2 separate regions of the Mus musculus genome follow, and region 2 is linked to region 1. The links are chromatin contacts, found by Hi-C in ENCODE. All regions are on one chromosome and are shown on one strand. Each heading gives the region's core, a stretch centred on a gene start or an enhancer-like site at or near the end of the contact. The rest is flanking DNA. Distances are from core to core; before and after follow the strand shown. Region 1 holds the start of Nt5c3 (5'-nucleotidase, cytosolic III). Region 2 holds the start of Tigd2 (tigger transposable element derived 2).

Region 1 (7,048 bases), core at 1,668-4,167:
CGGAGCTCAGAAATCAATCTAGAGGTTTCTCAGAAAATTGGAAACAGATATAGCAATCCTGGGCATATACCTAAAAGATGCCCCACCATGCCACAAGAGCATGTGTTCCGCTGTTTATAGCAGCCTTATTTCTGATAGCCAGAAGCTGGAAACAACCCAGATGTCCCACAACAGGAGAATGGATACAGAAAATGTGGTTCATTTACACAATGGAATACTATTAAGCTATTAAGAACATCCTGAGTTTTGCAGGCAAATGAATAGAACTAGAAAATATCATCCTGAGTAAGGTAACTCAGACCCAAAAGCACATGCATGGTATGTAGTCACTAATAAGTGGATATTAGCCCAAAAAGTACTACATACCAAGGATACAATCCACAGAACTCAAAAAGGTTAACAAGCTGAAGGGCCCAAGTGAGGATGCTTCAAACCCACTTGGGAGGAAAAAGAAAGCAATCATGGGAAGGAACTGGGTGGGAGAGGCGAGGAGGGGAAAAAGAATATGATCAGTACTGGAGGGAACAGAAATGAAGCCCTGAGGGTCAACAGAATGAAAGGAAACAGTCAACCTTGGGAGGTAGGAGGTGGGAGGACCCTTTGGAATGTACCAGAGACCTGGGAGATGATAGTCTCTCAGAACTCAAAGAGAGGGACCTTAGATGAAATACCCAACAATGAGGAAATGGAGAGATGAAGGGATGTTGTTGCCATCCCACAGTCAAAAGCTCTGACCCAGAATTATTACTATCTAAAAGAACTACAGAGATAAAGGTAGAAAGGAGGTCCAGTGACTGGCCCAAATTGGGATCCATCTCAAGGGGAGGCTCCAAGACCTGACACTATAACTGATGCTATGGTGTGCATAGCTGTCCTCTGAGAAGCCCAACCAGCAGCTGACCAAGACAGATGCAGATACTTACACCCAAACATTGCACTGAAGTCTGAAACTCCTGTGGTTGAATTAGAGAAAGGCTAGAAGAAGCTGAAGAGGAGGGCAACCCCATAGGAAAGCTATAGATATAGATATATAGGTACATTTTTAGAGTGCTTTGCAAGGGCCCCAGGGATAGGACAGAGAACATATGACACAGAGAAAAACAATCCTTAGCTTTAATTATGATGACAATCAAGCCATATCACCTCAAAGTATGATTAAAGGAGATCAGACTATGCCATAGGGAAACAGGCTACTTTGGTACAACAATTATTTTGATCTGAAAGATGCTGAGAACTATTCAAAGCAGGGAAAGCTCTTTGAAGAATTTCCCTTAAATTCGATAGTCGTTTGTGTGAGAATGCCCCCCCTAGGCTCATACATTTGAGCATATGATCTCCAGTTGGTGGTGCTGTTTCAGGAGCTTTAGAGGTGCAGCCTTCTTCGAGGAAGCATGTCTCTGGAGCTTTGCTTTAAGGGTTTGAAGACTGTCCCACTTCGTTTGCTCTCTGTACTTTGTGCTTATAGTTGAGATGAAAGATGTACCTCTGTTACCATGCCAGCAGCCTGCTGCCACCTGCTGCCATGCTGACCCCACCATTATGGATTCTTGTAAATTCTTTCTTTCTTCTATAAGGGGTCTTGGTCATGGTGTTTTATCACAGCCACAGAAAATTAATACAAATTCCTTATAATTTTAAACATCTCTAGTGTAGAAGAAATACACATTTAAACAGAGAGAGAGAGACAGAAACAGAGAGAGACAGAGACAGAGATTGTTGAGATTGTCATTAGTAAATGTATCAGGTCAAGAGCTTCTCCAAACAGAATTGTTGAACTTGAGGGTTGGTAATAGGCACCCTATCGCTGAGCTCACACCTTTATCCCCTGGAAAGATTTTCATCTGCACAAGGCAACCTTTAGTCACCATACATTTCCCCTCCTGCAGACTCCAACTTGCTCAAGAATGTCAAATATAATACATATTCCTTTCAGTAATTTAGGTGGTATATTTCAGCCTCAATTTTTGGCCATTTCGTTAAGGCTTTGACCCATGGCCCTGGTTAATCAGCCACTGTACTCCGAGCAATCCTCCTGCCTGAGGATCCTACATGCAGGAATCAGAAGCATGCTCCATCATGACCAGCTTGAGTCTCATATTTCTGTGGAACTTCTGTTTGCACAATGAATTGTTCTACTCAAGATAATGTCTATGTCAATTTGCTTTAGACCAGCTAATAAAAACCTAAAACAGAAAAATAATTCTTTCTCTCCCACGGCTTTTCATTCTTAACTTCCTTCGGTTGCATATATCAGGCAGAGAGAGACAGTCTCGCCAAGCAGCAGCCCAAACCTCACAGAATCGGGGGCGACTCTCCTGAGATTCTCTCTTGCACCTCATCACACCCCACCCACTCAGCGAGAAGCAGAGTAAACTACATGAATCCCTTGAAATATACTAAGCAAGAGAGAACAACGTTAAGTTTCTCTGCACACGCTCCTAAGGAAAGTAAGCTAAAGTTGTAGGTAGACTGTGACTGAAAAGCCCAACAGCTGACAGATCTCCCAAAAACGACTATATCTAGGCCTTCCAACCCAGGATGCTACTGCGCAGGTCAGACGCAGCGCCGCTGAGCCTGCTGGGTGTCGTAGTCCATGAAGGCTAGGACGAGGCACAGTTTCTGAGTGGGTGGCGGGTGAATTTTCTCACACTGGGGCAAGACTTTGTTTTCTCGATGTTTCTGGTGCGATCTTACTGTGGACTATAGGCACAGCATAGCATCCGGGTCACCAGGATTCTGGGTTACAGATGCACTACTTGCATTTAGTAGCTAATTACAGTTGTTTCCTTCCGGGTCCTTGCGGCGTTTCCTGAAGTCAGGGTCAGAGGAAGTCCCGCCCCCACTATAAGGGCGGGATTCCGGACGCGGACCTCTTAGTCTCCGCCCCGTCGTCCCCGCCCCTCACCTCTTCTGGGCGGGGCCTCCTCGGTTTCCCCCGCGCGGGGCGGGGCTCCGGGGAAGTGTGCGGCTTGCGGCCGCGCCCCTGGGCTCGTACCCGCGGATCCCGGGCTTCCGCGCCGAGAGCACGCGGGCCTGTCAATGGACCGCGCGGCCGTGGCGCGAGTGGGCGCGGTGGCGAGCGCCAGTGTGTGCGCGGTGGTAGCAGGCGTGGTGCTGGCCCAGTACATATTCACCTTGAAGAGAAAAACGGGCCGCAAGACCAAGATCATCGAAATGGTGAGTGCGGGAGCATCGGCTCGCGCGCGAGCAGCCCAAGTGGCGTGGGCCGGCCGCGGCCCTGCGAGGGCAGCCTGCACGCGTGCTGATGCTTGACAGCGTTTGTTTCAAAGAGTGGAGAGAATAGATGCTCGGAGATAACTACCTCTTGCTGCAAAACCCGTTTCTCCAGAGCTAATCTCCAGTTGGCAACCGCCTCCAAGACGTGCAGCTAATCCGATAGTCTCTTGTCCAGGAGTCGGTTGGTTGGTTGGTTGGTTGGTTGGTTTGTTTGTTTGTTTTACATCATCGGGGCTGCCTTGGCTTACGTTATGAAAAGAGCATTTTCAGTGTTTTTTTAGAAATGCCAATATTGAAACAGCTCGATTATTTGAATGTTCTTCCTTGTTTTATGTTCCAAGAAGTATTCATGTGTCAGTCCCCCAAAACTCTTTCCTAAATCCTAGAAATGTACTTTTAAGAGTTAATTGCAGTCTCGTTTAAATTGTTTGTCTCAAGAATTCCATTTGAGGTTTGTTTTAAGGCGATTTGTTGATCCCAGAATGTCTGTTTCATTTAGGGTTGTTTTGATGTTACTGTTGTTCCATCTGACTTGAGCATGCATGGTGAGTGTGACTTACTTACTGGAGTACAAGTGAGCATCCAGAACTAAAATATAAAGTTGAGAAACTATTTCTATTGAAACTAATATTTTAAGTGAATTCCTTTATTCCTGGGTTATTTTCTTTATATACCTCTGGTTGCAAACATTTTGTGTGAGAAGTTTTGCCTCCCTCCCTGTCTAGCGAATTTACATGGCTTTATTTTGTTCCATACTCAAATTTTATAATTTTCCATCAGTGGGAAAAAGCTGATTTCGCTGTCTTTCTCTATGTACTTAAACAGTGGGCTGATTTTTCCACGAAATCTTAAGGAAGAGTTTTACTTTCATTGTATAAAGTACTAAGGGACCAATAATGCCAAATATTTTTTGTTTGTACTGTACAAGTCAGTCTTTATATGCATTGTTTTAAACTATGCGTCAGACCCCCTAATAGTTTTTCAGTAGAAGATGTAAAAGAGTTTAATATTTTTACTTTTATAGTTTTAGCTGATTGTTCCTTTAGATGGGAGAAATATTTGGATGACCTGAAATATATATTCCGGCCCTTGTTCTCTCTCTTTATAAGTCATGTTTGGGGAGTCCTCTGTACCTGTCTCCACCCTCTTCCTTCATAGAATGTGTACAAACCCAAGGATACCCACTGAACATTGCTGTTCTGATCACAGATGGTATATAACTACCTAACCAAGGTAGGCTAGGAAAAAATGACACCAGTTGCGTTCTGGGTGATGGTGTTTCTCTTGCCTCAGCCATCTCAGTGCAAGATTACATTCCTGAGTTACCCTGGCCATCAGGACATTTTTAATTGAAAGGCATTAGGGATTTGCTAGTGAGCTATGCATGCCATAGTGGAAATGTCCAGTAATGTGGCAAACTAGATTCCCAGAGAAAACCAATCAAAAGGTACACTAGAAGTATTCAGAGAGATAAGACAAGCCATTTAGTGAAGTTGGCTGGCACTTTACAATTTAATTATCCTGGTGTGTACTCCCTGAATCTGTTTTAACGTCTACCCGTACTTACACACATGGTCTATACTGGTATAGACCCCAGGGCTTTACACCTGCTAGACAACCATACCTGCTTCGTCAGTGCCCTCCTAGCCCATCCCCTTTTAAGGCAAGGTCTTTCTGTAGTGAGAAATCTGGAGTTCTGGCTTCTTTAAAAAACATAGAAATACTATAAAAATATGTTTTCATTGTAAACCCAAGTGTGAGCTATGGGTCTGGTTCAGAGTGTCCACGGCAGCTGACTGTGGTTTGCCGCAGGCTCTAGTAGGGGTGCGCTTTTTTCAGCTGCAGATTGTTTCTGTGATGGAGTGACTTCTGGAATTCTGGGGACTTTTCAGAGGGTATATAAATGTGAAGGCCCAGAGAGGCAGGGTGGGTTGTTGTTAGGTTGTTGTTGATTGGCTGTTGGTTGCTGTGGGTCGCTGTTTGTTAAATATTTGGCGAGAAGAAGAAATTAGATATCCTGATGGTGAAGATCAAACTTGCCCCTAGGAACTCAACACCCCTAATCAACAGGATGCAGTCTAAGGATAACTTGTCCCCCTTCTGGCCCCTGACTTCATTCTGGGATCTCTTTCCTTTCCTCTCTATCCTTTTTTTCTCTCTTATCTGATGTTAGGGAGTAAGGGTAGAAGAAAAAGGATGGAGAAGGGTGAAAAAGAGAAGAGCCCACAAAGTATCCAGGAATAGCTACATCTTTCTGAATCCTGTGTCCATGCCTTGAATTCGCCATCCTTCCTGTGTTAGGATGGCAGCCATGTGCCACCACAATCAGCTCCAGATTTCTCTTTATCGCATCTACAGTCTCTTAAGATTACTGATTAATTTGTCATAATCAAACCCTTTCTCTAAGAGTTTTATTTTAGAACAATATGGATTTACCGTAGTATGAACGAGTGCTCTCATATATCACACACCAGTTTCCCTTGTCATTAATATCTTGTGTGACTCATTTGTATTGATACATTATTAAATGCACTGCCACCCTTTTCAGATTTCCTTCACGTTTACTTATGTCCCAGGAGTTTCTCTTGGGTATCACAACACACTTAGTCATCCTGGCTCCTTGTTGTGGCCTTCACAGTACTTCTGAGTACTGTGCAGCTCCTTATCTTACCCCACTCTGGTCCAGAGATTAAACCCAGGGCCTCTTCACAAGTGTTCTACCCGAGACTCACACCCCAGCCTCCTTATCTTGTCTTCACTGGGCATGTTCTCAAACTTCACTTGTTTGAAGTTTTGGTATTTTGTAGAATGGCCTTGGTTGCGTTTATCAGGAGCTTTTCTCACGATCGTCTAGAGTTTCTCGGAGGATGACTAGTGTGAAGTGTTACTTTCATCACACAGCAAGGGTGCACGCTGTCATCCTAACCTCTAATTTGTAAGCTCTGCTTGAAGAATATTTGTCAGCATTCTCCACGGTCAGTTATTTTCTGTCTCCTCCTCCATCCTGTGCCCTTTGGAATGAAGTTAGCGGAAGAAGTTTGCCTTTACAGTACGGAGTTACAGTTCAGTGCTTGTGGTTAAAGTGACTACAAGAACTGTTTGGGATTATTCTGTTCTGGAAGCTTGTCTATCCTCCCTTATTTACATATCAGTACGGGCTCATAGATATTTATTTGGAGTCATAGTTCAGTACTACTTTATCTGTTGCTAATATTGATCCCATCTGACCAGAGAGCTCTGTTGATTGGGTCTATGTCTTTTCCACATTCTCATTGAGTTCATAAATGTTTTCCAGCTGAAAATAAAATCCTGGCTGCCCAGGACATGCTGTGTCAAGAGTGAGCAAGGCTAGACTCCGTGTTTGGATTGTTTTGGTTTGCAACAGGATCTTGTTCTATTGCTTATACCAGGCTCAGCCCCCTGGACTGAACTGACCCTCCAACCCTATCTTCTCAGTTAGCTAGGACTTAGTGTGTGCAGTATTACCTGGCACAGAGGTTGTACAGATCACAGCTCATGTGTCACATCCTGCCTAAAGCCTCTCTTTAGAACTGTACTACTAGTGATCTAAAAGGGGTTGAGGTTTTTCAGTGGTGGTAGTGGTGGGTTGAGGTTTTTGTTTTGTTTTGTTTTGTTTTGTTTTAGGCAGAGGGAGGTTACCTGATTCTTAAAAATCAAATGAAAGGTCAGCAAGATATCCCAGTGAGTAGAGGTGCCAGGTGTGAGGCCTGCCAACCTGGATTTGATATCCAGAGCACGTGTGTGGTGGGGAGACAACACCAACTTGCAGGTTATCTGTGATCTCCACATG
Region 2 (7,048 bases), core at 1,902-4,401, 2.3 Mb before region 1:
AGATTTATTGAGAGCCTACAGTGTGCATTGCCCATCACTAGACATGTTGAAATTCAGTACACAACATATCTCAGCCTCCAGTATACTATGATCTAATTAGTATAAAACAGTTTAGACACTGACAAATGAATTCCATGTCATTGCTCAATCAGAGCCAACATTAAAGAGGTGTAATTTAAGTAATCCAAAACATCATCTAATCCTAATCATCTGTAACATTTATTTGGCTTTAGATAAATTCCACTGCAGATAGAAGTCACAAAGATGAAAATACATAGCAACAGAAGGGAGTATTATAGATGACTTTTATTTTGTATTCTCTGTTTTCTTCTTATAATGGTCCGAAGCCTCCGCAATACCAGCTTATCAGAGAGTAGCATGTCATCTTGTTGTTCTAGATAATCCAGCAAGTTTTCAGTCCATTCAAGTGCAGCTTTATGACTAATATGCTTCTCTGGATTCAGTTCTGCTTTCCTAGTTTTCCTAGAAGGTTTTTGCTCAGTGACCTTCGCCCGGTCTGCAGCACCTACAATGTCAGCTAACACCTGACAGTTTGAGCCACTACTCCGAGAGTCAAACCACTGCTCAATATTTTCAATGTTAACATGTTCACAGTCTTCAGTATTCTGCAAAACCGTTGCTAAATTAGCTGCTAAAATGGCTCCTTCATCGATGCTCACACTCGGGTTTTCCTCATTGCCAGGGAAAAGTTTTTTCCACGCTCTGGTTATGGTGTTTGATCTTATCTGGTTCCAGGCTCTTGATGCCTCATAAATTGCATCCAACACAGTCAAATTCTTCCAAAATGTTTTTGGGTCATTTCCTTCATCCATGTACTTCTGGATAAGTCCTGCTCGGTAATATCTTTTGACTGTGGTTAGAACTCCCTGGCTCATAGGTTGAATTAGACTTGTGACGTTTGGTGGCAAATATTTCACAATTATTCTGCCATCATCTGAGCTCAGCAGTTCTTCAGCTGGATGTGCTGCAGGAAAATCCAAAAGTAGTACTGCTTTTTCTCGAAGCCCTTTGGATTTCAGATGCTTCTGCACCTGTGGCACAAAGCACTTTTCAAACCACTGTTTGAGAACAGATGGCTCGATCCATGCACTTTTTTGACTGAAGTAAGTGACAGGGAGGTTTGAAAGGTCAGTACCTTTGAATGCACGGGGTCTTTTTGCTTTCCCCACAACACAGAGATTAAGCTTGTGTGAACCTGTGGCATTTGCACAACACATAATAATGATTCTTTCTCTGCTTGTCCTATATTCACAAGTACTCTGGTCCGTGTCAAAAGCCAATGTCCTCGTTGGTAGACATTTCCAGAACAATCCAGTTTGGTCAGCACCATAAATCTGTTCTGGTAGGAGATTTTCTCTTTCCACAAATTCCTGAAAGTTACCACAAAATTCACTGGCAGCAGTTTCATCCCCTTTTAATTTTGTGCCTTTCCCTGCAGCCTTTGGAATACCGTGGCGCTGCTTAAACCTAGTAAGCCAGCCAGAAGAGGCATTAAAATCACCCTCCATGCCCAATGCATCGAAGAAGAACCTAGCCTGCTTTGCACAGATCGTTCCAGACACTGGAATGCCATCTGTTTTCTGTTGATTAAACCATTCTATCATCACTCTGTCAAGCTCCTCATACGTTGACGACTTCATGGATTTACGCTTGGACACCCCACTAGTTGGGTCTGAACTGTTGGCATAGTTTATAATTCTCTCTTTGTTTTTTTTAATGTCACGAACTGTGGATTCACCAATTCCATACAGGACAGAAAGTTTTTTGAAGGAGTTGCCTTCTTCAAGCTTCTTAATAATGTCAAGTTTGTCTTTAATTGTCAGGACCACACGTTTACGTTTCCCCAACATTTTAGTCTAATTATTTTAGACAATTAACAACTTAGATTTGAACACAAAGAGACCAGAAAATGGAGGCTTAAGAGTCCTCAGCTGTTCCCTAAGACTTGGATGTTATAACAATTTTCAACGAAAGTCCGAGTTTTTCCCTTTGCATTTTAGAACTTAACCTGTTCCTATGACAACGAATAGCTCCAGATAACCCTTGTTTCTCTTCTTCCTCCTTGCTCTTTTCATTAAATTGCAGCCTTACTGAAAGCTCTAAGTTGAATCAATATTGTCCTACCGAGGTTTCTAAAACATTCTCATGATGATCAATTTTTGCCATTACCATGGGTCTTTTTTTCTTTTTCTTTTTTTCTTATGCTACGTTCAAGAAAACAGTTTTACTCGGGCTTGCACACTTAACAGACAGAAACACGGAGCAGGAAGCCTCACAGCCTGACTGTTGATGTCTGTGTCAGACAGCCAAGTGAGTGAACGCTCTCTTCAAGGCAAGGACTCTTGATGAGTACCTATGAAAGTCACAGCGAGCAGAGGTGAGCTGTCTCACCTCTTAGAATGTAAGTGGACAGGCAAACAACTCAGTACTTTAAACCAAAAAGAACTTATTGCTAATGGCAACTGAAAGGGAAACAGCGGACAAGTGATGTCACATGATTCAAGAAAGGATAAAAAACTTCATTGGTGGAAATCAGGACCCAAGGCTGCAACTAGGGGGTGGTAGGCTGGGTGAAGACCATACAGTAATCCTGGTGCAAGAAGATCTCCATGACCACAGAAGTAGCTGCTGGGGTGGTAGAGGTACTCGAGCCTTTGAAACCTATAGGAAAATACCAAACACGTTTTCCTTTCAGTATCAGTCCACCGTATAACTCATACCTACCCCTGCAACTGTGTCTAGGACATTGCCACCTATCAACCTGACAGGTAATAGACAAATAACGCTCGCAGGCACCACCCGGGAGCTGAGAGCCTACCTCCTGACACTACCAGGGCCTCTCCGAGACCGCCGGCCAGCAAGCTCCGAGCCGGACGCTGGGTGAAAGTCGGAGGCAGAGGGTCACGGCCGCAGCCCTACAGCGAGCGACTGGTCACCAGGCGCGCGGGACGCCGGGAAGCAGGGTGCGGGCATCGCTCCGCCTGACCGGCCAGAACGCAGAGCCAGCAGAGGAAGTCCCCAGCGAAGTCGACCCCGCCAGCCACCGCAGAGCGAGCGCGCAACGGAGCTGCGCGGCCGAGCCGGAAGGCAGGGGATTAGGTGCGCGCGCGCGCCCCCGCAGGAACGTGTTGTCGGCGAGGGGCGGGATGCGCGGGCGAGCCCGCTGACGGGGGCGCGGCTTCTGGGGGAGGGGCGGGGCTTGGCCAATGCTCCGCCTCCGGACACCCAGCGTGTGGCTCACGGCTGAGACCAGCAGAGGGCGACGCAGGGTGATTCTAGGTGGCCGGACTTTGCAGATGAGAAGGGAATAATAGCAAGGTTTTCTTTCTGGTAAGACTCAGGGAATATTTTAAGGCCCTAATGAGTTTACAGCTGTAACCTTCCAGGAATCTTCCCTCAAGGACTCTCTTCTGTTATCTTCTAACTAACAGGTTGTTCTGTTAGTATCATTTGGGTAATTTTCCTATATTTGTGTCCAAGGAAGTGAGAGTTGTGCTGTTTTGAGGATCATGTTGTTTTTTTCTTTTTTCTTTCTTCAGTAGCTTAAGATATATTTTAATCATGTTTACAATGTTACAATTTAGTATTGATGTTTTATGAAGTTAAATTATTAAATGAATAGTCTTAAATCCACTGTGGTGTTTTGTTTTGTTTTGTTTTGTTTTTTGAAAAATTATATAATTACCAAAAGCCAAAAATCAAATATTTGGAATACCTACTGTGAAATTTAAGAGATTAAAGGTTGTACTTGATACTTGTTATTTTTCTTAAATCTAGTTATCAAATGTAAAAATAAAAAGGCCCAGGGAGTGCACAGAGCCTCTTTGCCCTCTTCTGCGGCTGCGGCAACACAGAGCCGGATACCAGAGGCCAGCCAGCATGACGGTCGGCACTGATGACCTTAATGCTGGTGCAGGAATATAAGGACCACTTCCTGCTGTCAAAGGGGAATTTCAAGACTTCCACCTGTATCCAGTCCCAGCGTAGAGCCCCTCTCTTGCATAATAGTTTTTTAGGTGGTGTTGTTTTTAAATCCTTCTTCCACAAACTACAACCTAATGTGGATTATTCTGTTTCAGAAGAGGTTGTTTATTTGTTTGTTTCTCTAGAATTCTAGCACCAGGAGAGAGGGAAATCAAACCAAGCATTCATTCACTCTGCAGAGAAAGAATGTTGATTACTGGCCCTCTTTTGTCTCCCAAGCCTTCTCTGTGCTGCTATTCTCAGAGTCCCACCCTTCCACTCTCTGGCCTGCTGGATGGAAATCCTTTGATCTTTGATCTATCTCTGCTGTCCTATGGATGACTTTGGACAAGCCCTAGTTTTGCCTGAAAGTAGACTTCCCATAACTCTCACCCGCTTCAAGCTTACAAGGAAGCAATCTGAGTGGTTCCAAATGACCATTCCTAGTAAAGAACAATTTCATTCATATTGCTTTTAAAAACTTCCCTTCTCCCTTCTCGTTCTTAAGGAGTGCGCAAAAACACTCGCACCTGTTCATTCCTTAACAGAGGAGAACTAGCTTTCAGACTGCCAACCTCATAGAAATCAGGCTGTTCTTAGCCAAACGGAAGTTTGCCTGGCTTTCCTCTCTTCCAGCCTCCTGGGGTCACTGTGGCCTATGGTATTAAAGAAGAAAAAATGAAAAAAAAATCCTGCCTTGCTTGCCCATCCCACTTTTGGAAGCTAATTTCCTTCTCCATAGTGTGTTTGATGAGTATTTGTAGAATCTACCCCCAGTCAATTGTTTACCCCTTCTGTAACCTCATGAAGAACAAAAGCCAGATGCCGATATCATAAAGGCTGTCAAGCCTCTAGAACCCTACAAGACCTGTGACCACATGAACTACCCACGCCCTCCATGAGGGAATATTAATAGAGCCCTATTTTGTGGGTGCCTTATGAGCCTGGTGAGCATCTCCTTCTCTCTATGAACGAATAACATAGTCTGAACCTCAGCTGCTTTCTTCAAGATGACAGTGGTAGTGCCAAACTGGAATGTTACAACTGCAGCACACACACATGTGCACACACATGAACTGTCATGGGCATGCTATGTCAAAAGCTTAGACATGTATTGTCTTTCCACAGGGTAAGAATTTATTAAATAATAATGATTACATAAGGCATCAATTTGCTATGTAGTTATGATTTCCCTTGATTATTGTCAGTTAGCAAATATAGGTTCTCTTATTCCATTCTTTTTTTTTTTCCATTTTTTATTAGGTATTTAGCTCATTTACATTTCCAATGCTATACCAAAAGTCCCCCTTACCCACCCACCCCCACTCCCCTACCCACCCACTCCCCCCCTTTGGCCCTGGCGTCCCCCTGTACCGGGGCACACAAAGTCTGCGTGTCCAATGGGCCTCTCTTTCCAGTGATGGCCGACTAGGCCATCTTTTGATACATATGCAGCTAGAGTCAAGAGCTCAGGGGTACTGGTTAGTTCATAATGTTGTTCCACCTATAGGGTTGAAGATCCCTTTAGCTCCTTGGGTACTTTCTCTAGCTCCTCCATTGGGAGCCCTGTGATCCATCCATTAGCTGACTGTGAGCATCCACTTCTGTGTTTGCTAGGCCCCGGCATAGTCTCACAAGAGACAGCTACATCTGGGTCCTTTCAGTAAAATCTTGCTAGTGTATGCAATGGTGTCAGCATTTGGAAGCTGATTATGGGGTGGATCCCTGGATATGGCAGTCTCTACATGGTCCATCCTTTCATCTCAGCTCCATACTTTGTTTCTGTAACTCCTTCCATGGGTGTTTTGTTCCCACTTCTAAGGAGGGGCATAGTGTCCACACTTCAGTCTTCATTTTTCTTGAGTTTCATGTGTTTAGGAAATTGTATCTTATATCGTGGGTATCCTAGGTTTTGGGCTAGTATCCACTTATCAGTGAGTACATATTGTGTGAGTTCCTTTGTGATTGTGTTACCTCACTCAGGATGATGCTCTCCAGGTCCATCCATTTGGCTAGGAATTTCATAAATTCATTCTTTTTAATAGCTGAGTAGTACTCCATTGTGTAGATGTACCACATTTTCTGTATCCATTCCTCTGTTGAGGGGCATCTGGGTTCTTTCCAGTTTCTGGCTATTATAAATAAGGCTGCTATGAACATAGTGGAGCATGTGTCCTTCTTACCAGTTGGGGCTTCTTCTGGATATATGCCCAGGAGAGGTATTGCTGGATCCTCCGGTAGTACTATGTCCAATTTTCTGAGGAACCGCCAGACTGATTTCCAGAGTGGTTGTACAAGCCTGCAATCCCACCAACAATGGAGGAGTGTTCCTCTTTCTCCACATCCTCGCCAGCATCTGCTGTCACCTGAATTTTTGATCTTAGCCATTCTGACTGGTGTGAGGTGGAATCTCAGGGTTGTTTTGATTTGCATTTCCCTGATGATTAAGGATGTTGAACATTTTTTCAGGTGCTTCTCTGCCATTCGGTATTCCTCAGGTGAGAATTCTTTGTTCAGTTCTGAGCCCCATTTTTTAAGGGGGTTATTTGATTTTCTGAGGTCCACCTTCTTGAGTTCTTTATATATGTTGGATATTAGTCCCCTATCTGATTTAGGATAGGTAAAGATCCTTTCCCAATCTGTTGGTGGTCTTTTTGTCTTATAGACAGTGTCTTTTGCCTTGCAGAAACTTTGGAGTTTCATTAGGTCCCATTTGTCAATTCTCGATCTTACAGCACAAGCCATTGCTGTTCTGTTCAGGAATTTTTCCCCTGTGCCCATATCTTCAAGGCTTTTCCCCACTTTCTCCTCTATAAGTTTCAGTGTCTCTGGTTTTATGTGAAGTTCCTTGATCCACTTAGATTTGACCTTAGTACAAGGAGATAAGTATGGATCGATTCCCATTCTTCTACATGATAACAACCAGTTGTGCCAGCACCAATTGTTGAAAATGCTGTCTTTCTTCCACTGGATGGTTTTGGCTCCCTTGTCGAAGATCAAGTGACCATAGGTGTGTGGGTTCATTTCTGGGTCTTCAATTCTATTCCATTGGTCCACTTGTCTG

Evidence for each region. A loop is a pair of places that touch in the nucleus more often than their neighbours do.
Region 2: a loop to region 1 is called in a map of left cerebral cortex, with 12 times the contacts of the local background. The contact joins the promoter of Tigd2 here to the promoter of Nt5c3 in region 1. A Hi-C loop is called at or near these places in 2 of 37 maps with a recorded cell type or tissue (heart and left cerebral cortex).

What each region holds. Positions count from the first base shown.
Region 1 is chr6:56,919,801-56,926,848 of GRCm38, reverse strand. It overlaps Nt5c3 (5'-nucleotidase, cytosolic III), which reads left to right and starts at 2,917. Exons shown (of 9, transcript NM_026004.3): 1 at 2,917-3,177. The coding sequence starts at 3,040. It also overlaps a transcript of Vmn1r4 not described here.
Region 2 is chr6:59,204,973-59,212,020 of GRCm38, reverse strand. Tigd2 (tigger transposable element derived 2) reads right to left here and starts at 3,151. Exons shown (of 2, transcript NM_001081145.1): 1 at 2,840-3,151; 2 at 1-2,682. The coding sequence starts at 1,871. The coding sequence ends at 294.